Linked DNA regions of Homo sapiens: regions 1 and 3 are each linked to region 2. Evidence: chromatin loops called from intact Hi-C (ENCODE). Cell type or tissue: A673. All regions are shown on one strand.

Evidence for each region. Peaks named below come from ENCODE experiments on the same cell type or tissue, not always from the same donor. Only the 100,000 strongest peaks of a DNase experiment are listed, where the experiment ranks them.
Region 1: it touches region 2 in a loop (4-fold over the local background); 2 of 110 quality-filtered maps call a loop at or near these places.
Region 3: a loop joins it to region 2, with 4 times the contacts of the local background. A loop is called at or near these places in 2 of 110 quality-filtered maps.

The regions. Positions count from the first base shown.
Region 1 is chr5:18,110,169-18,118,168 of GRCh38, forward strand. No RefSeq gene overlaps it. Among named protein-coding and RNA genes, the nearest start is that of LINC02223, 310 kb to the left of the region's middle. In A673, a CTCF peak has its summit at 3,776 (motif pointing left); a DNase peak (open chromatin) is centred at 3,723.
Region 2 is chr5:17,278,902-17,286,901 of GRCh38, forward strand. No RefSeq gene overlaps it. Among named protein-coding and RNA genes, the nearest start is that of BASP1, 65 kb to the left of the region's middle. In A673, no CTCF peak of the experiment used is centred here; DNase peaks (open chromatin) are centred at 3,610, 4,290 and 6,020; H3K4me3 peaks cover 389 bases; H3K27ac peaks cover 7,069 bases.
Region 3 is chr5:18,300,888-18,308,887 of GRCh38, forward strand. No RefSeq gene overlaps it. Among named protein-coding and RNA genes, the nearest start is that of LINC02100, 440 kb to the right of the region's middle. In A673, a CTCF peak has its summit at 4,624 (motif pointing left); a DNase peak (open chromatin) is centred at 4,604.

The DNA.
Region 1 (8,000 bases), 830 kb after region 2:
TGAATTTATTACACATCATTTATTGAACTCTTTTTGAATATTAAGTTCAAGGTTGCTAAACCATCTTGGATATTAATATAATGATCATGATGAAAACTTTGAACACTCCTAACCTAGACTCTTTCCTCAAATTTTCTCTTTACAACATACCCAAGTTGACTATATATGCATGAGTAACAAGAAGCATTCCAAAGGAATATTTATAAGTATTAACAGGCAGGAAAAAAATCGGATGATTTTTAAATTACTAATTTAAAATGTATTTCAATATGCCAAGCCATGTTAAATCATCTGTAGGTCCAATAAATTTTAATATGTTTTTTAAAACTGAAGAATAATGCTTGACTACAAAAGATGAAGTTGTAGACTTTATTATAATAAAAATAATGGTTTGGTTTTGGAAATTGTATAGATTTCCTTGTGGACATAGTTTGTGAATAAAGCTTTTTCTTGTTTCTTATTTTTGGTTACCACATCCTCCACCTAATGTGTTCTGAGGATGATGATGTTTGAAATTTACATTAAGATACCTTCTTGTTAGTAGGAGTGTAACTAACCAAGGAATGGAAGAAACAGTGGAAAGTAGTGGGAAGGACCCCAGCTTGCTAGCATGAGGTTCTTTTTATTTTTTCTGCTATCCAGTGATTCTTAATCATGTCAGGGTCACACATTCCTTTGAGAAACTAAAGCTATGGATGGTCTCCCTATAAAAATGTAGAAACTCTGTGGGAATTATTAAGCCATTGTCTGTCAGCTTAAAGCCCAACCTTCTCTATTGTGCTTGGCCATTGTGGAGCTGGAACTCAGACCACTGCATTCTGCTTTGCCAACTGTCTTCCTGTTTGGCTTTGCCAATAAAAGGTATGAGAGGGAGGCTGCAGGGCTGGAGAAAAATGAAGAAAGTTGTTTCTTTCTATCTGCCTCCCTGGACTTCCTGTCTGTGAGACCCTCCCTTAAGTTTCTAAGTTTATGCCATTGTTTCTTTTTCTTCTGAGCACTAGAGGTTGTGGTTATTTCCTGTACTTGCTTCTTCCATAATACAGTGCTATATAGCATTTTCCTTTTACGTTTTATTTTTAGGTAATGATTCCTCAGATGAATTCCCTCCATTCAACTAGCTGGTGTGGTTTTAGTCAACTGGACCCTGACTGATCAATATTCTCACATAAATAAAACTTTTTTTTTTTTTTTAATTTTCAGGAGGCTGATTGATTCCTGCTTAGGAAGTAGTTAACCCAGGGCCGGGCGTGGTGGCTCACGCCTGTAATCCCAGCACTATGGGAGGCCGAGGCGGGCGGATCACGAGGTCAGGAGATCGAGACCATCCTGGCTAACACGGTGAAACCCCGTCTCTACTAAAAATACAAAAAATGAGCCGGGCGTGGTGGCGGGCGCCTGTAGTCCCAGCTACTCGGGAGACTGAGGCAGGAGAATGGCGTGAACCCGGGAGGCGGAGCTTGCAGTGAGCCGAGATCGCGCCACTGCACTCCAGCCTGGGTGACACAGCGAGACTCTGTCTCAAAAAAAAAAAAAAGTTTAAACAGTGGCTCTCTAAATCCTCATAAGTTCTAAAATTCAGTGTTTCTCGTATATATATGATTGGGGAAAGGATAAAAAAATGATCAATGAAACTATTAATGAAAATGTGAGAAATAATCGTGAAAATGTGAAGTAATCATCAAGTCCAATCTGTACCCATTTTGAAACATAAGTGGGTTATCAACAGAAGTAATTATTTATAGGGAAGTGGATGAGAAAAAAGAAAAAAATTTTTCTGTGATAGAAGTGGGAGAGTAGTCTTGGCATATGGTCCGTAGGAATTGAGTACAGATTTTGACCACCAGAAGGAAACAGGAAGCAGATGAGTGAAAAACACAATATCGTTTCAAAAAGTTTTTTTTTATATAAATGCAAGTAATAGAGCTGCAGAGTACAATTTTTAAAAATAAAGCTACCTGTACAGTCACTCTTGATGTGCCACAGTATTTCTTATCACAGCAATGCAGCTGCTGATATTTAGAACCTAGAATGGATTTCTTGCAAGACGCTGGCAGTAATTCCTACACATCCATAGCTGTCAGTGGAGTGAGTGCATTGTCACTATTATGAGGTCGTTATTGACACATGACTTTTATAATAGAGGAATTCCCATTTATGACATCTCAATTCTCCTAATCCCTTCACCTTCTCTGCTAATCGAAAAAAAGTTGAAGTATACAGTTAAGGGCCAGAAGTAACAAAAAAAAAAAAAAAAAAAAAAAAAGAAAGAAAGAAAATAAAAGAAAAAAAAATCAGTCTCTTTCCTCTGAGAGCCCAACTCCTAGTAAGAGAGACAGAATCAAATTTAATAAAATTTGAATAAGCTCCATAGGAAGTAAAGGGAGAAATCAGTGTTAGAATTAAGGATGGTCGAGGGCACAGAAAAACTGGCCACATCCCATTGTCATTCTCCTTTCCAATATGCTCTTATTTCTGGAGACACAAGACTGTATCTTTTAATCATTTACTTTATTGTGCAACTCGCTGTATAACATCTATGTCTTCAAATTGTTCGGCATTCAATGGGATAAGAGAATGAATTTGGAAAACCTCGCTGGCATTTAGCTAGGTAATTGAAGATGGAATTCCATAGGACTATCCCTTAGGCATACACCATACAAATTTACTCATATAAAATGTGTTTTTTTCCCTTCAGTTTTATGCAGGTGAAAAAAATATACAGAGTAGGAGCAACTTTTAGACTGAAAAATTTATCCGTTTATATATTACTATAAAGAAAACCACCCCACTTCTTCTCAGGTGACAATGGAAAGGCTTGGTGAACTGATTTTATTACATGAGCGATTAGTTAATTTTATTTCATTATATTTTCCCAAATGATAGGGAAACAGGGTGGTGTCATCACATTTTTTATCTTTTCTATTCTTTCCTGCTTAACCATCTTCAGCCAACAGTTTAGATCCTTACACAGTGCACAGCACAGGTTATGTGGTCCAAGGGAATAGACTTAGCCGCTTGCGACTCTTGAAATTTAAGTTAAGATTAATTGAAATTAAAAAATAATAAATTTGCAGTTTCTCCATTGCACTAGCTACATTTCAAGATCGATAGCCACATGTAGTGTCTGCATATTAAACAGCAAAAGTGTAAACTATTTTCATCATCTCAGAGAGTTTCATTACCCAGTGTTGACCCTAGATCATCAACCTAATAACGATTCTGTAAAAGTGCCTCGCCTTCATTTTTTCATCCCTATGAACCTACTGTAAGAATAAAATAGGATTTGTGGCCGGGCGCAGTGTCTCACGCTTGTAATCCCAGCACTTTGGGAGGCCGAGGCAGGCAGATCATGAGGTCAGGAGATCGAGACCATCCTGGCTAACATGGTGAAATCCCGTCTCTACTAAAAATACAGAAAAATTAGCCGGACGTGGTGGTGGGCACCTGTAGTCCCAGCTACTCGGGAGGCTGAATCAGGAGAATGGCGTGAACCCGGGAGGCGGAGCTTGCTGAGATTGCGCCACTGCGCTCCAGCCTGGGCGACAGAGCTAGACTCCGTCTCAAAAAAGAGAAAAATTAGGGCTTGTAACAGATTCTTTTTCAGTAGCCACAGCAGATGCCTTGTGTAGCATATTCAAGGCATTATACCCAAATTGTTGCACTGCAGAAGGGGAGACAAGGTTTTTTCCAAAGCCCTGAAACACATGATTTGGAAATCTTTTGCAGTCTTGCCTTATGAAGCAGCAGTGCCACCAAGTGTTGGGTGAAAACGGTTTCGATTTTTGAAAGACATTTGATGAAAATTTTGAATTAAAAAAATCAACAGAATTAATCATAGTTGCCATTTAACCTGCATAGGTTTATATCATGAAGCCTTATGTATCACTTTCCATTTATCACAGATTTTAAAACATAGTAAGAATAGATACAGTTAAATATATGCTGCACTTGATGTCTTTTTTTTTTTTACTCTAGCTAAAAGAAAGATATAGCATAACAATTTGAAAGGATGTGATGATTTTTTCTCCTTCACCTTGGATCTGTATATTTAGAAATTCTGCAATGTGCAACTCTGAACTGCAGCTATCTATAGCGTGCTCCTAAGAAAGAATAAATTATTTAAACACTGCCATTGCCTCAGATCTAGATTTTACTCACTCTTCTTCATTCCCTCAATCACCACCCCCTAACTTCCCTTCCCCCGCACCTTGTAGATCAGTCTGCCTCTATGGAGATTTTCATCCAAAACATGACGTGCATTTTATAACCGGAAAAACCGTAGACAGAAAAATGGTGGTTTTCATTTTCTGTGTTGTCTTTATTACAGATGGAGGGAGGAAAAGTCTACTGGTTTCTCTACCTTATTTATAACTGCAGCAAAATCCTATTTTACTTGTCCTCTGTTGCCATGGTTACAAGCTTTCCCATTTCAACAGGTCAATACAAGCTTTCGGTTTATATAAGGTCTTGGGTAATTCATCTCAGCATTGCACAAACAACAAACCAGCTCTTATCTCCTCCTTCTTTAAAAAATAATCTGTCAAACCCCTGAAAGAACAATTCATTCTGATTTTCAAAATTTGTTATTCTCATCCTTATTCTCTTGTTTGTGGTTTTATGCTAATGTTCATTTAGTACTCCAAAACAGGACACAGGTTTTGTTAATGTAGCAACCTTAGCAGCTCTGTGTGCATGAATGTTCTAAACTGGCTGATTTGCTAATAGTACTTCATTTGTTTCGTGGAGAATACATACATTAAACCTGGCATTTTAATAGATCACATTAAAAACGCAATATAGATCAGATGGTAGGAATTTGGCAAAGTGTTAAGATGTGTATTGGTCTGTGGTTCTTATTCATCAGCCTCAGGTATGTTTTTCAATGCTTCTGAGAGGTTTTATTGCTTCTCATCTAGTCTCTAAGTGCCATATGAAACATGCTCTATTACTTAGAGTACCTATAGTACAGAAATACCCCACTGACTGTGTTCTGGACTTCAATCTCTTTCTCTTTAACTCTGTTCTTCAAATCTCTTGTAGAATAATGTTTCCAAGTACTATATTTTATAAGCACATTGTTTTCTAGGTCAAATAATATTTAAGATTCCCAGTGCCTACCAAACAAAATGCAAATTATTCATGTGGACTTCAAATATCCCTATATTTTATTATACCCAATAAAAAGTAATAGAAATCATATTAACTGCATTGATTGCAAGGTCAGTTGGAATTCTGCTTCTTTGGGAACAAACAAAAGATTTTGAGTTGGAGTCTGAGGGAAGAAGAAATGAGAATCTTTGTGATGAGACACAGAGGAAAGATTGTCAACTGTATGGGAGAATCAAAGTATGAATAGATTAAACACACACTCACATGCACACACACAGACTTTTTCCAGCCTTTACTTATGAAGGGAATGATTTTATGTCTGTGTTCTTCCTTTGTATAAAACACGGATCAGGTCGGTAACAAAAAGATGAGCAGAAGGGAGTAGAAAGGACTTCGGTGAATTGACGGACCTGATGGCGGACACTCAGATTGATTTTATCCTTTATAGTGGTTAAACAGATGGCATGATCATACATCTCTGTGTGCATGGGACTGTCATGTTTCACTCCTGTTGTCATGGGCTAATAGCTCCTCATTTCACTTCCTAAAATGTTTGGGTTTAGATGGTAGATCACACAGTCACCCCACTACTAAAACATTGCAGGGAGTCTATTTTGACCTGGGTGGCAGTTTGTAGCTTCTGTTACTAAGATTTCCCCTCAGAACACGATGCATGGTGACAGGTTACCTAAAATCTTGTCTTAAAACTGAAGCAAGTTGTGAAGAAATGTTGGCTAATGTAAAATATGTATAAATATTTTGTCTGATAAAAAGGAACAATTTAAATAGCATTGACTTACTGGGAATACTTTAATTTTTCAATTAATTGTATAGTTAATAGTAGTTGTGAGTCTTTCAATTTTTATTATTTGCATAAATTAGTTAAAATAGAGTCTTCCTATTAGCCAGACATGGTGGCTCGTGCCTGTAGTCCCAGCTACTCGGGAGGCTGAGGCAGGAGAATCGCTTGAACCTGGGAGGCAGAGGTTGCGGTGAGCCGAGATGGTGCCACTGCACTCCAGCCTGGGCAACAAAAAATAAACTGACTCAAAAAAATAAAATAAAAAATAGAGTATTCCTGAACATCACAGTGCTACCTCCTGAACATCCTTTTCTGCTCACATCACTCCTACTTTGTCTTCTTGGCTTATTTCGTAATGATCAAATATTTTTAGTCACCTGGACCCCTTTTAAATTAAATATAGACAGAATTCTACCACATAAGAGCAGAGATTCTGTGACTGGAATGTAAGAAGGGAGTGAAACTTCCAAGCTGCCCTTCTTCTGCATCCTTTCAATCTTCTCTGTTTCCTACAGGAAGGCAGCCTAAGGCAACTTTTTAGACCTTAGGGTTCTGACAACACAATCTTAAAGAAATACCACTCTAGTAGGACAAATATGGACTTTCAAATCAGGTTTCAAGTTGAATCCTGTTAAATATTTAGAATGTATGTACCTATGGATGTGGCTTAAGCCCTGTGACTCCACTGGTAAATTTAAAATGTAGGGGATGGTGTACAGAATAAATGACAAAATTTAAATAGTGTTCCTAATACATGTAGACATTTCTCAAGGTTTACGTTTCTGCCGTCTTACATAGCCCATTCCACATTATTGATTCTCACCCTGTCAATGAATCACAATCACGTACAGATCTTCTTTTTAAATAGAAATGCCAGTTTCTGCTCATATTTGGACTCACGGATCTGATTATTAATCCACCCTGCTGGCCACTGGTAAAAAATGACTATGCTGCCTCCTATGGTTCCTCCTCCCCCAAGTCTAGGCATTCATGAGCTCTGACTCTTCTCCTGAGTCCTACTTTTGGATGGTAATTTGGATGAGAACAGAATCTCTCATAGCCAGGATGTCTAGGTTCAAGTCCTGGTTCTTCCGCTTATGAGTTGGCTAACACTGAACACATTACTTCTTTAGGCTTCAGTTGACTCATCTGAAAAACGGGTTTGTGGCAATATTAAGTCTTATTCTCAAAATACTTCAACACTCTTCTCCTTATCATTTCAAATAAAATAACTCATTATTTTATGTTCTTGAGAAAAGAGAAATAACAATGAAACCCAAACACAGCTTTCTTTTTAATTCACATTTTTTTGTCTGACTATTCTATAAGTAATCCAGATTCAATGGTTCTGAGAGGTTTTAACACTTCTTGTCTAGTCTCTATTTGCTATATGAAACATGCTCTATTACTTAGCACCTAAAGGACAGAAATACCCCACTGACTGTTTTCTGAACTTCAATCTCTTTCTTTTTAATTCCATTCTTCAAATCTCTTGCAGAATACTGTTTCCAAGTACTATATTTTATGAACATATTGTTTTCCAGGTCAAATAATATTTAAGATTCCCAGTGCCTACCAAACAAAATACAAATTCTTCATATGGACTTCAAAGATAATTCTGATAAATGTTTTAAAGGTGTAGGGGAGAGCAGGTAAGCAGCATTGTCAGTTGGTGGGCAGTCTGAAATGGCTTCAACATTTTACAAAGTTGTACTTTGTAAAATCTCAGGATAACATTAACAGGCTTCTTATATCAGCAGTAAGTGAGATTTTTATTTCTTTGATAGATAGTCAGACATTTTATTTTTATCCCTTACTTCAGCTTTGTTTATTCATAAAGCAGGTCTAGTCAACAATTCCCCAATTACATTGCCACTAGATATATAGAAGTGGGTATTGTTTCTAACTCCATGAATTAATACTCCCAAAATTTTGATTTCTATTGAAATATTATAGATTTTCTCCTTTTTGATGGGTTTATTGCTCTCAGTAATGAATGTTCAAGTCTCTAGAGGAAGTGATTAAACTGTTGTCTTGGGAATTCTCCTGCACTTGGTGTATCTTACATTAGCATATATGGCAGTGCAGC
Region 2 (8,000 bases):
CCTCTCCTCTATGAAGAATGAAGTGTTCCAGGGTCTAACGTTCATTTACTGGGTGCCTTTGTGCGTACTGCAAGGAGGAAACTATGAGGAATCCAGAGGAACTTGTACAGGGATGCCAGGCTTGTCCCTCCACTTTGAAGATTCTTTTCCGTAGCTGATGCCGCCTCTGCATGATGGGAATGGACTCTGGTCCCCAAGAGCTGGCATGTGCCATGCATCCCAGGATGGCCCTTCCTGGTCTCAACCCTGAGAGAAGGCCATCTTCAGTCTGTTCCTGGCAATATGGAGGCAGAGGTGGTACTGGCACTCCCGGAATGTCATTCCCCAGTCTTGGAGAATCTTCTTTCTCTCTGGAATCAAGACGTAGGTCTAGTGGACAGTAAGGACTTGGTTGTCAACTACTTGCGCTGACAAGACCTAGACATACTTTAGCTGGGTAACTTCTTTACCTAAGTTGGGTAAATCATTAGGTACCAGCATAGCCAAGAGTACTTACTGCATTGCTAACAGGAAGTTTGTTTTCGTAAAGCATCCTGGGACTTTAATTTTCCTTGAATGAAACATCATGGTATAACAAAACACAGTATCTTCACTGAAACAGGCACATACTAGTTAGTGTCCATGATCAGAGCTAACTATAGGACACCGATCTTAAGTGTTCTTTCATAGATAGGAGGCATATACATATCCAGCAAATTTCAGTCAGGTTTCATCTATGAAAAAAACTCATTTATGAAATTTCCTATTTTGGTGTTTTCCGGTTTCTTGTCTCAAGATTGATGGGATTAATCTCCATCCTTTTGATTTCTATTCTGCTATTTGGGAAGGTAACTGGAGTTATTTTGAGCTTTGTTTTAGCTAATTTGCATAATAATGAAAACTGGATGCTCAGGAGGTAATCTTAAAAATGTACCAAATGGCAGTACCACTAGTAGTTGTGAGATTAATCAGGTGAGCTTTTACATTTATCCTCATAAAAGGAGGCACAATTTGCTTGATTTGTAACTGACACTGATTTGGTTTACTAAGTAGTTAATATTTTAAATATTTAGCTCAGAGAGTGCTATTTGGCCAGAGTGTCATGTATTTTCTCAATGCTATCTCCTCACAGAAAAATTAAAAGGGCAATGTAGGGAGTTTTTCATGAAGCTATATTTCTTTGATTTTTTTATAAATGCTATCTCTTACCATGATTCTATATGCTTTCTACTGTTTCTTTTTGTTTGTTTGTTTTTAAATTTTTTTTTAGAGAGTCTCACTGTCACTCAGGCTAGAGTGAAGTGGTGCAATCATAGTTCACTGCAGCCTCAAACTCCTGGACTCAAGCGATCCTCTTGCTTTAGCATTCTGAGTGGCTAGGACTGCAAGCAAGCACCACCAGGCCCAGCTAATTTTTTTCTTTTTTTTTTTTTGTAGAAACTGGGGTCTCACTATGTTGTCCAGACTGGTCTCCAACTCCTGGGCTCAAGTGATCCTTCCCAAAGTGTTGTAATTACAGGCCTGAGCCACCATGCCCAGCCTCAATCTTTTTAAGGACAAAATTTATTAGTAGTATATAAAATCTCAAAGTCCAGGGAATCATGGATTTGGTACATTTCTCCAAGTTTCCTCAGTCTTCATTTTATTAAAAGCATTATTCATTCTGAAGCTATATGCTTCCATTCACATACATATTTAAGGAAATTCCTGAGGGAAATAACTTTGAAAAAGAACTACAATCATAAAAAAAAAAAAAATAGTGCAACTGTACACACTGAAATAAATAAACCAAGTAAAAATCTCATACCTATCTCCTTATCTCTTTTTATTATTTTTTAAATTTTTATTTATTTATTTAAGACGGAGTCTTAAACTCTTTCACCCAGGTTGGAGTGCAGTGGCAAAATCTGGGCACACTGCAACCTCCTCCCAGGCTCAAGTGATCCTCCAGTTACTCAGCCTCCTGAGTAACTGGGACTGCAGGTGCATGCCAACACTCCCGTTTAATTTTGTGTATAATATTTTTGGTAGAGACAGGTTTTTGCCATGTTGCTCAGGCTGGTCTGAAAGTTTTAAGCTCAGGTGCTCTGCCCACCTTGGCCTCCCAAAGTGTTGGGATTACAGGCATGAGTCACCATGCCTGGCCCTATCTTTTTATCTCATGTGCACTTGATTTCCATTTTTTCCTAAGGTCCATATGTCACATTTATTTTTCATTTTGTTGTCTTTGAAGGTAATTTTATATTTTCCCTGAGTTTCCCTCTGGGTCCGGGAAAATTTGTCATTAATACCATTCATTTATAATTTAATGGCTTTGTATAATGTACCCATTCCTTTTATTGCAACTCCTTGAGGTCAATGTGTTAAAATGTTAAATGGAAAAATGATGGGTTAATAACTACTTATTTAGAATCATCTAGAGAACACATGAACTTGCTTTGTTTTGTTTTGTTTTCATTTTTATTGCTTATATAGTCCAGGATTTAAGAGACTAAAATGGTCTCAATAAAAATGTTGTCTTGGGGAATTCTCATCTTAAATATAATTTTTACATATATTTCATGAATTCTGAATCAGAGTTTCAGATAATAAAAACAAAACATTGGTAGTCTTCAGGCTTCCCCGAATATCTGGGTATAGAAACTTATACCAAAGCTTAAAAATAAATATATTTTGGCCCAGACGCGGTGGCTCATGACTGTATCCCACGATTTTGGGAGGCCAAGGTGGGCAGATCACTTGAGGCCAGGAGTTCGAGACCAGCCTGGCCAATATGGCGAAACCCTGTCTCTACTAAAAATACAAAAATTACCTGGCCATGGTGGTGCACACATGTAATTCCAGCTACTGTGGAGGCTGAGGCAGGAGAATCACTTGAGATTCTTGGGGTGGAGGCTGCAGTGAGCTGAGATCGTGCCACTGCACTCCAGCCTGGGCAACGGGATGAGACTGTCTAAAAATAAAAATATACATATATACACACATACACACACACACACACACACATACACACATACACATATATAAATCATTTAGAGAGCACTTTATATATATGTATAGTTTGTAAAACTTACATATATATTTTGATAAAAAAAGAATGATCTTACAGACTGAGTTCCAAACACTAGAGGCTTATTATTGGTGATCTCACTGTCTTTTGGCTTTTTAAGCTATGAATTTATTAAAGTAGAAAATATGTTTGAATAGGCAACAAAGATTCTTGCCTTGTAATTGAATGAATTAATCTTTAATGTTGATTTGTTGTATTTAAAAGCCACACACCTGAAAGTCAGGCACATCACATAATTACTCAAAGAAAAACAGGCCCCTGTTTTACCTTGAGGAAGATTGGTTGACTTGTCACATGCTTTTGTTAACAAAAAAAGTGGGGAAAAAAAAATCCCCCCAGCCCTTCCTCTAAAAAGAAAGCAATCCTCTTAATGCAGGAGAAAGACTGCATTTCAGTACCTCAGAAACAAACCAGTTTTGAGTTTTGTCGTGAAAAGAGATGACACATGTAATTACAAGAGCCTTTTACACAGGTTGGGAGATTTGATTTGACAGTCGAACCCCATTAAAAGAAATGACTCTAAGGTCCTAAAGCAGCAGTGAACAATTTCCGTCCCACTCTGCCTCAGCACAGACATCTAAGAATAGACAAACTCTCAGCCGGAACCACCCACTGCGGGGCACCCAAGTCTGCCTAGTATGCAAATTCCCCAGAGGGTAGAGTTTTTCTTTTCTTTCTGTTTCTTTCTTTCTTTCTTTCAATTTTAAGAGCTGAAAATAATAGTTACCTTCTCTTTCAGGAGCTGAAATTGCCTTGACATTCAGAGCAAAACCTACCTTTACAAAATAAAACACACACACACACACACACTATAGTAGAAATGACAAAATCAAAATCAATTAAATAGAAGACAAGCCTAATTAGAATGAATCAGAAAGAGTTGCTTACATTTGGGCTGCTAATTAGAACTTCATAATAACTTTTTTGTCTTTTGTTTATTTCCTCCCTTCCTTATTCTCTTTCCTCTACATTTTGTCTTTCCCATCAAGTTCCCTACTTCCTCTTTTTTTGTTGTTGTTCAAGTACGTAACTTCCATTGTGATAGTTTCACTCTTTACCTACTTCCTTCCTTCCTTCTTTCCTTCCTTCCTTCCTTCTTTCCTTCCTTCCTCTCTCCCTCCCTCCCTTCCTTCCTTCCTTCCTTCCTTCCTTCCTTCCTTCCTTCCTTCCTTCCTTCCTTCCACTGACTGCACTCTGAGGCAAACACTTACATTGGGCCAGAGCTTGCTGGTTTTTCGGACTGCATAACCCTCATTCTTCATTTGTTCGGGAAGAACAAATATAATTTACTTGGAACTTTACTCATCTTACTCCTCCACTTCCCCCTGCCCCTCATTTATCTATAAGAATAATAAAGATTAAGAGAGACCATGTTCAGGAGTCAAGGTAATTTGAAATAGTCCTTGATGTACAGTGCTTATTAAAAGAGAATCTTGAAGATTCTACAACTAGAGCTCTGTTTCAGAAAACAAGGCATCAGTTCCTAAATGTCATACAAATTGACTACATAAGAATTTTCTTGGATGTCTAAATAAAGAGATCCCAGCCCCTAAGCTGTGATCCTGATTCAGTAGTTTTTTTTTTTTTTTGAGAGAGAGAGTCTTGCTCTGTTGCCCAGGCTGGAGTGCAGTGGTGCAATCTTGGCTCACTACAGCCTCCACCTCCTGGGTTCAAGCAATTCTCTGCTCAGCCTCCCAAGTAGCTGGGACTACAGGCGTGTGCCACCACATCTGGCTAATTTTTGTATTTTTAGTAGAGATGAGGTTTCACCATGTTGGTCAGGCTGGTCTCGAACTCCTGGCCTCAGGTGATCCACCTGCCTCGTCCTCCCAAAGTGCTGTTAGAGGCATGAGCCACTGTGCCTGGCCTGATTCAGTAGTTCTTAAGGAAGGTAGAGGGGCAGGGCAAGAGTTTCGTGAAGCTCCTCTTTGGGAATCTACTGGGATAGAGTGACTCACAAGATTTGAACAAAGAAGCTTGGACTAGAATGAGGGTTTGGTGGATCATTCTTTGATTTTAAGTTTACCTCATTAGAAAAAAAGATGGTAATAATAACAACAGAGTTGCTGTGAAGATTTTCAATAAGACCTGGAAGTGACTGCTTGTGATATACACTCAGTGAACCACAGCTATTCCAATGGAGGCTTCAGTTCAAAAAAAAAAAGCTGGGTTCATAAGCTCTGGCCTGTCTGTCTACTTCAATTGAGAAGGAATTTCTTAAGGTTTCCTTGGAAATAGAGTCACAACGACCACAGAATTGAGATCTGAATTGTCCTACAGAGAACAACCCCTCTTTGTAGGAGAAAAAGAAAACACAAATGTATGGCAATCTTTTTAGGGGAAAAGGGGGAGTCAAAATCCAAGATGGTTTTCCTGAGAATATTCAAATTAGATTATGGAGATAACAAGATGTGAACCAAGGAAAAAGAACGAATTGCCTTTATGCATGGGAGGTGAAGTAGCTGGAATCCCACCTTCATATCTTAGTTACCTCTGTAACCTGGGGACAGATTTCTTCTCAGAACCTCTGTTTACTCAAGAACTGGAGAGGCCGGGCTCAGTGGCTCACACCTGTAATCCCAGCACTATGAGAGGCTGAGGCGGGCGGATCACTTGAGGTCAGGAGTTCGAGACCAGCCTGGCCAACATGGTGAAACCCTGTCTTTACTAAAAATACAAAAATTAGCTGGACGCGGTGGCATAAGCCTGTAATCCCAGTTATTCGGGAGGCTGAGGCAGGAGAATCGCTGAACCTGGGAGACGGAGGTTGTAGTGAGCCGAGATCACGCCACTGCACTCCAGCCTGTGTGACAGAGTGAGACTCCGTCTCAAAAAAAAAAAAAAAAAAAAAAAAGAACTGGAGAATATATCTGCCTTGGGGGCTGTGGAGAGGATAGAAGGCTGTGTTTAGCGCACAGCCTAGTACACGAGCATTTGTTAAGTGGATGCAAGACCATGACGTTCATTTCCTTCTGAAACAAGTGAGCAATCATGAGTGAGGCAATCTCATCTTTTCCCTCACCATTTTTTATGAGCAATTTCTCTTAAAGGAAAATTCTGATGTTACGGATTAACTCTGGTTTAGTTTTTATTCATTCTGTATATATAACACTTTCCCATATGTCACCTCTCCTAGTGTGTTCTACATTGCTTCATTCATTCATTAACCAAATATTTATTAAGCAGCTGCTATCTTCCAGGCACTATATTCCCACAAATGCTAGGAATATGTTGAGCCTAAAAACAGAGCTGGCCAGGCTCAGTGGCTCATGCCTGTAATCCCAGCATTTTGGGAGGCTAAAGTAGGAAGAGCCCTTAAGTCCAGGAGTTCAAGACCAGCTGGGGCAACACAGTGAGACCCCATCTCTATTTAAAACACAAAAAGCAAAAACAGAGCTCATGAGGGAGATGCAGATTAAAACCACAATGAGATATCACCTCTCACCTGTCAGCATGGCTATTATTAGAGAGACAAAAGATAACAAATGTTAATGAGAATGTGGAGGAAGGGAACTCTTGTACACTGCTTGTGGGAGTATAAATTAATACAGCCATTATGGAAAATTGCATGGAGGTTTCTCAAAAAACTAAAAATAAAATTACCATATAATCCAGCAATCCCACTTCTGGGTAGTTACCCACAAAATTTGAAATCAGCGTGTTGAAGAGAAGTCTGTATGCCCATGTTCATTGTAGCACTAGTCACAATAGCCAAGATACGGAATCAACCTAAGGGTCCATCAGTGGATGACTGAATGAATAAAGAAAATGTGGCAGGCCAGGTGCAGGGGCTCACGCCTATAATCCTAGCACTTTGGGCAGATTGCTTGAGCTCAGGAGTTTGAGACCAGCCTGGGCGACATGGCACAACCCCGTCTCTACAAAAAATGCAAAAAACTTAGCTGCGTGTGGTGGTGCATGCCTGTGGTCCTAGCTACTTGGGGAGCTGAGGTGGGAGGATGACTTGAGCCCGGGAGGTGGAGGTTGCAGTGAACTGAGATCATGCCACTGCAGTGGAAAAAAAAAAGTGAGACCCTATCTCAAAAAAAAAAAAAAAAGGAAAGAAAAAGAAAATATGGCATACATATATATAATGGAATACTAGTCAGCCTTATAAAAGGAAGAAGTTCCATCATTTGTGATGATATGGATGGAATTGGAGAACATTATGCTAAGTGGAATAAGCAAAACGCAGAAAGACAAACACCACGTGCTCTCACTTAAACTAAAACAACTGATCTCAGAAGCAGAGAGTAGAACAATGGTGATCAGAGACTAGCCGGTGGGGGGAACAGGGAGATGATAATCAATGGATACAAAGCCTCACTTAGGCAGAAGGAATGAGTTTGATTTTTGTTTAGATCTATTGCATAGCATGGTGACTATCCCTAACAACTGAGTACTGCACATTTCCATTCGTTAAAAGAGTAAATCTCAGATGCTCTCATCACAAAAAAATAGGTCAAATATTGGAAGTGATGGATAAGTTAAGTCACTAATTAATAATTTCATATTATATTAAAAAATCATAACATTGTTTTGTACTCAGTAAATATATACAACTATAATTTGTCTATTAAAAGTCCCCAGAGCCCACAACTTTCACTTCAACTCTGGACTCCAAAACATCACTTGCCTCTTGGCCGCTGCCCTTGGACGACCCACAGGCATCTCAGAGGTAATATATCCTGACATGAACTTCTGATTTCCCCCAGACCTTGCTCCTTCATCCTTTCAGGGTTCATCTGAGGGTAAATTCATCCTCCAGATACTCACCCCAAGTCATCAACTCCACCCTCGGTTCAGCTTTTCTTATACTTGATAGTCCACGTGTCAGGAAATGTTGACTCTACATGTCCCCCATAACTGGGATCCAACCAGTCTTGCCACCCTGGCCCAGGCCAAATGAATCTCTTATTGTTTATTTTCCTGAGAAAGAGTCTCACTCTGT
Region 3 (8,000 bases), 1.0 Mb after region 2:
AAAAATCTTATTGTACTGAAAAAACATTGATGTCTACTACATTGGAAGGATTTAAAGCCTTGAAGCATTTTTTTAATCCAACAAACTAAAAATGGAGACTGAGTGAAGATTGCGAATTCACTGAATAATCATTTTGATTCAAATGGTAATGTCACTGAGAAGAAACATTTATTTGACAATCACAAGTGGTATTACCATTTGAATAAAATGATAATTTTATTTTGTTTGCAAAATAGGGTACACATACTATTTATAATTATTTCGTTGTTAAATTTTAAAACTAATTTAATTTCCTGGCCTCTTTCTAAAGTGTGTAGATTAATACCTAATTAGAATTTTAAAAATGAATTATTGGATCTGATGTTTAATGAGATTGTCTGTTGCCATAAGAAATTATAATCTGTTTCACACCTATTTTCTTCTTTTTCAGCTTTTACTTTAGATTCAGGGAGTGCATGTGCAGGTTTGTTACCTGGGTGTGCTGCATGATACTGAAGTTTGGGGTGATCAAATGATCCCATCACCCAGGTAGTGAGCATAGTACTCAACACTTTTTCAACCTTTTCTTCCCTTACTCCCTCCCCTTTCTAGTATTTCCCATTTCTGTTGTTACCATCTTTATGTCCCTGAGTACCCAATATTTAGCTCCCACTTACAAGTGAGAACATGTGGTATTTGTTTTTTTTTTTTTTTTTCCTGTGCTAATTCACTTAGAATAATAGCCTCCAGCTGCATCTATGTTGTTGCAAAGGACATGAATTCATTCTCTTAGAACTGCGTGGTATTCCATGGTGTATATGTACCACATTTTCTTTATACATTTCACCATTTATGGACACCTAGGATGATTTCATGCCTTTGCTATTGTGGAATTGTGTTGCAATGAACATATGACTGCATGTGTCTTTTCGGGAGAATGATTTGCTTTCTTTTGTATATAAACCCAGTAATGCGATTGCTAGGTCAAATGGTAGTTCTAGTTTAAGTTTTTTGAGAAATCTCCAAACTGCTTCCCACAGTGGCTGAATTAATTTGGATTCCCACCAACAATGTGTAAGTGTTCCCCTTTCTCAGCAGCCTCGCCAGCACCTGTTGTGTTTTGACGTTTTAATTGTAGCCATTCTTACTGCTGTGAGATGGTATCTCATTGTGGTTTTCATTTGCATTTCTCTGATGATTAGTGACATAAGCATTTTTTTCATGTTTGTAGGCCACTTTTGTGACTTCTTTTGAGAAATGACTGTTCATGTCTTTTACCCATTTTTAAATGGTTTTTTTTTTTTTTTTTTTTTTTTTTGCTTGTTAAATTCCTTATAGATTATGGATATTAGACCTTTGTCAAATGTATGGTTTGGGAATATATTCTCCCATTCCATAGGTTATCTGTTTACTCTGTTGATAGTTTCACTGGCTGTGCAAAAACTATTTAGTGTCATTAGGTCCCACCTACCAATTTTTGTTTTTGTTGCAATTGCTTTTGAGGACTTAGTCATAAATTCTTTTCTGAGGTCAATGTTCAGAATGGTGTTTCCTAGGTTTTCTTCTAGGATTCTTATAGCTTGAGGTTTTACATTTAAATCTTTTAAATTTTGAGTTAATTTTTGCATATGATGAGAGGAAGGTATCCAGTTTGATTCTTCTGCATATGGCTAGCCAACTATCCTTGCACCATTTTTTGAATAGGGAGTCCTTTTCCTATTGCTTATTTTTGTCTACTTTGTCGAAGGTCAGATGGCTGTAGGTAAATTTCATATATTTTCAAGAAGAGATTATGTTTTAGAGTTGATGCTGTCAATAAAGCACAAACCAAATAGGTTAAAGTAGTATCTAGAGTTATGATAAGATGTTTATTATATCTGACAGTAAGCAGATACAGTAATTTGTGGGACCAAATACTACATTTGGTTTGCAAGCATTGTTCATGGCATTGAAAGACCCTTGGTTTAACCAGAGAAAGAGCATGGGCTTATTGAATTCTAGTTCTGCGACTAATTTTGTGACATTGGACATATTTAGTCTTCCTGCTTTATTTATAAAATAGAGATGACAATGCATATTCCATAAGGTCTTTCTTAGGAATTAATCTGATAATGCCTAGAAATTCTCAGAACACTGCAAAACTCAGTAGCTTACCCACCACTATAATCCTAATTTTTTTATCCAGCAAAACAAATTCTGATATTGGATAATGCTAGATGCCAAGTCTTTTTTTCTTTGTTGGTAGCCTTTCTTATTGGGAATGTGGCACTGTATTTTTTTCTACAAAAAGGTAGAAAAGCAAAAATCTGAGCCGATGTGTATATGGGTTTTTCATTTTCTTTTAAGCATGTGCCCATGTATTTCCCCTTTAGTATAACTATTACTATTATATGATTAAAAAAAAAACACTAAATTGGCAAATGACCCATCACCCACACACATACACACACACACACACACACACACATACACACACACACGAGAGAGAGAGAGAATCCCTAGCAATTTGGTCCAAAATATGAGCTCAGTGCATCCTACAGAGCAAATGTTCAACAACTCTGTGTGGATGGGCATCAAGTAGGTAGAGTGGAGGCTGCAATTCCTACTTTTTCTTACTAAACTCTAAAGTTTTGTTCACCTGAAAGTTTACTACAATATAAGGAGATAATATTCACTTTACCCTGAGTGCTTGGCTCTGAATTATGACCTAGATTCATGCAAAGCTATTAATTTAACATAGTTCCCTACACATGAATGAATTAAATTCCACTGAAGCATAAAATAATATGTAAATATTCAACTAGAATATTAGCCACTGATCATCTGAAGGATAGAAACAGCCAAAGAATCAACAACAGAATGATGTTCTTCTACCTGAGTCAGCTTTCAGCATTTGGAGTTGGAGTGGCCTCTGTTCTTGGCATTGGTGAGATATTTGTACTTAGCCATTTTTTTCCTGGTATAGAGGACTCAATGCCTTCTGTGATTCAGATGATTCCTGGACTCTGCAGTTTGTAGGCAGGGACCATCAAGGACTCTCAGTCTCCCTCAGTGTCCTACTACTTCTCCTTTAGGCCCTTGAATGGAAAGAGCTGGTCTTCTCTCCTGAAAAGTGGAGCTCTAACTTCCACTCACTGATGAGCAAGGCTATCTTAATTTCTATATCCCCTTTCCTGTGGGTAAATCCCAGTAGAATCACTCTCTTCTAAGAGAATTGCCTTTAGTATCTTAAAGAAGAATAAGCAAAACACTAACAATTTCCAACTGTAGCTGTAATTTCTGAATTACAGCTTTAATAAGTGTTACTCTTTTTATTAGGGAGACCACAAGGGCAATAAGCAATGTGTTTAGTTTTCTTCTCTAATATAACATTTCCTACTTTTTCCACTAACACTTCATTACTGACCCGCCTTACTGACTCTACTAAGCTTACTATATGCACATCCCCCACCCTCTCTGTCTCTCTCTTTCTCTCTCTCCCCCCTTCCCTCCCCTCGGAAAATATGGATAAATATGGATGATGACTATCCAGAATAGCTTCATGTACACTAGTATATAACTCTATGAGAATTCATATCTGAGAAAGTTGCATATTCCTTGAAATTTATGCCAACAGATAAAATTGTTTCTAAAAAACACTCTGGTCCGGTGTGGTGGCTCACACCTGTAATCCCAGCACTTTGGGGTGCCAAGGTGGGAGAATCACTTGACGCCAGGAGTTCCACACCATCCTGGAAAACATATTGAGACCACATCTCCACAAAAATTAAAAATAAAAATAAATTAGCTGAGTGTAGTGGTGTGTGCTCTTAGTTATAGCTACTTGGGAGGCTGGGGCAAGAGGATGGCTTGAGCCCAGGAGTTTGAGGCTACAGTGAGTAAGCTATGATTATGCCACTGCACTATAGCCTGGATGACAGAGTGAGACTGTCTCTAAATAGTAACAATAATAATAATAATAATTTCTGATGACAACTTGATTGATAAACAATATTGATAATGCAGATACCAATGCATTTTGTATTGTTCATTCTTTAAAAAGCTGAAAAGAAAGTCAGTGTACATTCTTTAAAATTCTGGTTGCAAAAACATTATGAGTTAGAGAAAAAAAGTTAATCTCCTGGGTCAAAATCAAGAAGATGGGTGAATTTGTTGCTGTACTATTGCCATTTTCAACCACTACTACCAAAAATTACCCATAAAATATTAAGTATTATGTTAATGCAGATAATGAATTTTGTATTTCAAGATATAAAAATATATGATGATTGTTTTTTCAATGGAATGTGTTAAAATATCAAGATTGAAAAATAGTAGATGGGTTTGCAACTACAAAAGTGTTTTTAAAAGCTGACTTTGAATTGCATAGTTAGCGGACTTAACATTGCATAGTAAATAGATCCTTTAGAGAACAAAGAGAATCCTATTGAGTCTGACACAGTGGAATTGGAAGATTCATTTGAGGCAGAATCTCATTCCTGATGCACATATCCACATTATTGTCCCCACAAGTTAAGTTTCTGCCCATGCTTTGGTAGAACACACAAAGTGTTAAAAGTGCATTATGGTCATCTGGTTTTAGAACAGAGTTCATCCTTTGCAAATGAGGAATGGAGACTCAGAACATGCTTGCCACCTGGTGTGCATGCAGCTGAATTACAACTGTGCTCAAAAATGCAAAATGTGAATGCATGGAGGGTAATGTAAATAGAGGATTTACAAAATGCGTAACAAGTATACATTTTTAAATTAGTTGGCAATAATCCAAAGTATATAAAGTATTTCTGAAATTGCTGTCACCTTAGGTATTTATATTAGTTTGCTAGGGTTGCCATAACAAAATGCCACAGACCGTACAAATGGCTTAAACAAGAGAAATTTTTTCTCTCATCGTTCTGGAAGTTGGAGTTTCAAGAGCAAGGTACTGGCAGGGTTGCTTTCAACTGAGGATTCTCCCCACTTAGCTTGCAGATGGCCGGCTTCTTTTGTTTTTGAGATCTCGCTCTGTCGCCGGTCGTCTTCTCATCATGTCCTCACATGGTTGTTTCTCTATCTGAGTGCATCCCTGGTATCTCCTCCTCTTCTTATAAAGACATCAGTCATACTGTATTAGAGCCCACCCTAATGACCTCATTTTAATTTAATCACCCCCTTTAAAGAGCTAATCTCTAGTTAGTAGAATATAACTTAACTACATTTATATTCTGAGGGGCTATCAGAATTTTGGGGTGAAATAGTTCAGCCTACGATAGTATTCACTTCTAGATTTGGGGTAGTACATGAAGATCAATATACATCATTATGGATCTTTTTCAAGACACTACAGCTTTTTCATCATCCATTTCTTGTTAGGGAATTTAGTCCAATGGGACTGCACTATGCTTTATAAGTCTCCACTAACACACGGAATTTCAGGCACAAGGCAGAATCTAAATAAACTTTTGTAAATGAAAGAATGAACAGCATGTGAGAAGATTATTGAAATTGAGCTGGCTAATTTTTTTATTCTCATTTCCATCTTCCCCTGCCACTGTCTCCTTCAGCTGCCAATTTCTTTCTACTTTCTGAATCTGATGAAAGAACATTTTGAAAAGGACCAGGGGCTTTAGGGACCAATGAAAGAGAATTAAGTAGTAGATAAAAAATATAGCTTTGCTTTCCTTAATCAAGTAACATAAACACTGTGGAAAGTATAATCAGAATACATTTGAAAATAAAATTTGCTTTCATGATTTTGAAGGCATGCAAGGAAAAGATACAGTAAAAAAGAGTGTGCTCTAGGCTGAGGTGGGCAGATCACGAGGTCAGGAGATCGAGACCATTCTGGCTAACAAGGTGAAACCCTGTCTCTACTAAAAATACAAAAAAAAACCAAAAAACAAAAAATTAGCCAGGCATGGTGGTGGGCGCCTGTAGTCCCAGCTACTCAGGAGGCTGAGGCAGGAGAATGACGTGAACCCGGGAGGCAGAGCTTGCAGTGAGCCAAGATCACGCCACTGCCCTCCAGCCTGGGCGACAGAGCGAGACTCTGTCTCAAAAAAAAAACAAAAAACAAACAAACAAAAAAACAGTGTGCTGCTCTTTCGTAGGTTGGAGATATTGTCCTCTTTTTTACCTTTGAATTGGATTTTATGTCAAGTTCTTAGATGGAAATTTTAATTGACATGTGACAAAAATCAGGGAAAAGCAAAATGAAACATATTTTGATTACCACATATATTTAAAGTGAAGAATATGAGAAGTCATATATTCTCTATAAATGAGAGATGATTGTAGAGGTAAAGGAATCATTGAAAGTATTTTTATTGGGGAGAAGGAAACAGATGTGATTGGAATGGAATCATAGATACTTCAAAGTGTGTGGAGATATTCTTTTTCCTACGATCAATGGTAGTCACATGGATGTTCTTTTTCACTTTTTGCAAGTTATATAAATAGCATATATATTCACTTCTATGTGTAAAATCTTGTGTGTGTGGTTTTAGTGATTGAATATAGATTAAGTGAACTTACTACTTGTTCTAGAACAGTCATGACGTAGATGTGAAAACTTTGGCAGATCTTTCAGTCTCCCACAAACTTTCTTAAATTAAATCGAGGTGCTGCCTGGGCCTGAGCCGATGTTTGTCTCTGGAGCACAGGTGGATGCTCTGCACTGCCCGTGATTTCTGTCTGTAGTCACCAGATCACGGACACTCCCTCTGGCTGCAGCTGGCTCCCCAAGTTTGACCAGAGGAGGTACAACTCACCCCTTGACTGCTGAGGTCCAATGCAGAAACGATACCTGCTCTTCTCCTCCTCCCATTCCCTACAGCACAAATGAGTCCAGATATACTGTTTCTAAAACTTTGTCAATTGTTGAGAAACAGAATTATAGCATAGAGAAACTTATGTCTGTCTCTAAGTTACTTCTGCTTTGCTGAGCCCTCAGACCTCAATACAGGAGACCCGCCCTTGCTATACCAGCCCCCTTGCCAGATTACAAAGTCATAGTCCGTAGCAGAAGACAGGGTCAACCTGCCACTTAGGCAGGCATTTTACATTCCTAGAGTCTGCTGAGTCCAGGTTGAAGAAAGAAAGGGATAAAGAGGAAACATCCCTCCATTCTCATCTCAGCCTAGGGCATTAGGGAAGAAATGTAGATTCTTCCCCAGGATCTGCATGTCTCCCTGATGTTTGAGAACTATCCTTTGGGTCAGAGTTCATGCCTTCTCTCAAAGCTGGATAGCTATTCTTTGGCTCAGAAAGGGCAATCTATTCAGAACTGAAAGACATGCCATGATTATAGAAGATATTTCTATTTTAAAAAAAAATATCTCTAAAACTCTGGACTGCTCAGCATTAAATGACACAAGTGGAGTAAATCGATGGTCTAGTTTGAGCCACACTAGTTCTGTTCTTGTCACTCTTCCTCCACGGAGCTCATCCTGCCTTCACATCATTCTTATAGTCTACATGGTCCCAGCTCCTGATCCTGTGAGTAGCTGCTCACAGCAGCAGAAACATCTCTCTATAAACAGCTGTTTGTAGGTACAGCACACTCTACATTATGACTTTCAAAAATAAAAATAAGGCTGGGTGAGGCAGCTCACGTCTGTAATTCCAGTAATTTCAGCACTTTGGGAGGCCAAGGAAGGCGGATCACTTGAGGTCAGAAGTTCAAGACCAGCCTGGCCAACATGGAGAAACCCCATCTCTACTAAAAATACAAAAAATTAGTCAGGTGTGATGGCGGGTGCCTGTAACCTCAGCTTCTCGGGAGGCTGAGGCAGGAGAATCCCTTGAACGCAGGAGGTGGAGGTTGCAGTGAGCGGAGATGGCGCCACTGCACTCCAGCCTGGGCGACAAGAGCGAAACTCTGTCTCAAAAAATAAATAAATAAATAAAAATAAAACCTTAAACAATTATGAGGTAAAAATTTCACCTGCAACATTTAGAAGAAACTGTTCTAGATGACAACAAAGAGACATGGGTGGATTTAAAATCTAGAACAGGAAGGGGCAGTAGAAAACTAAACTATT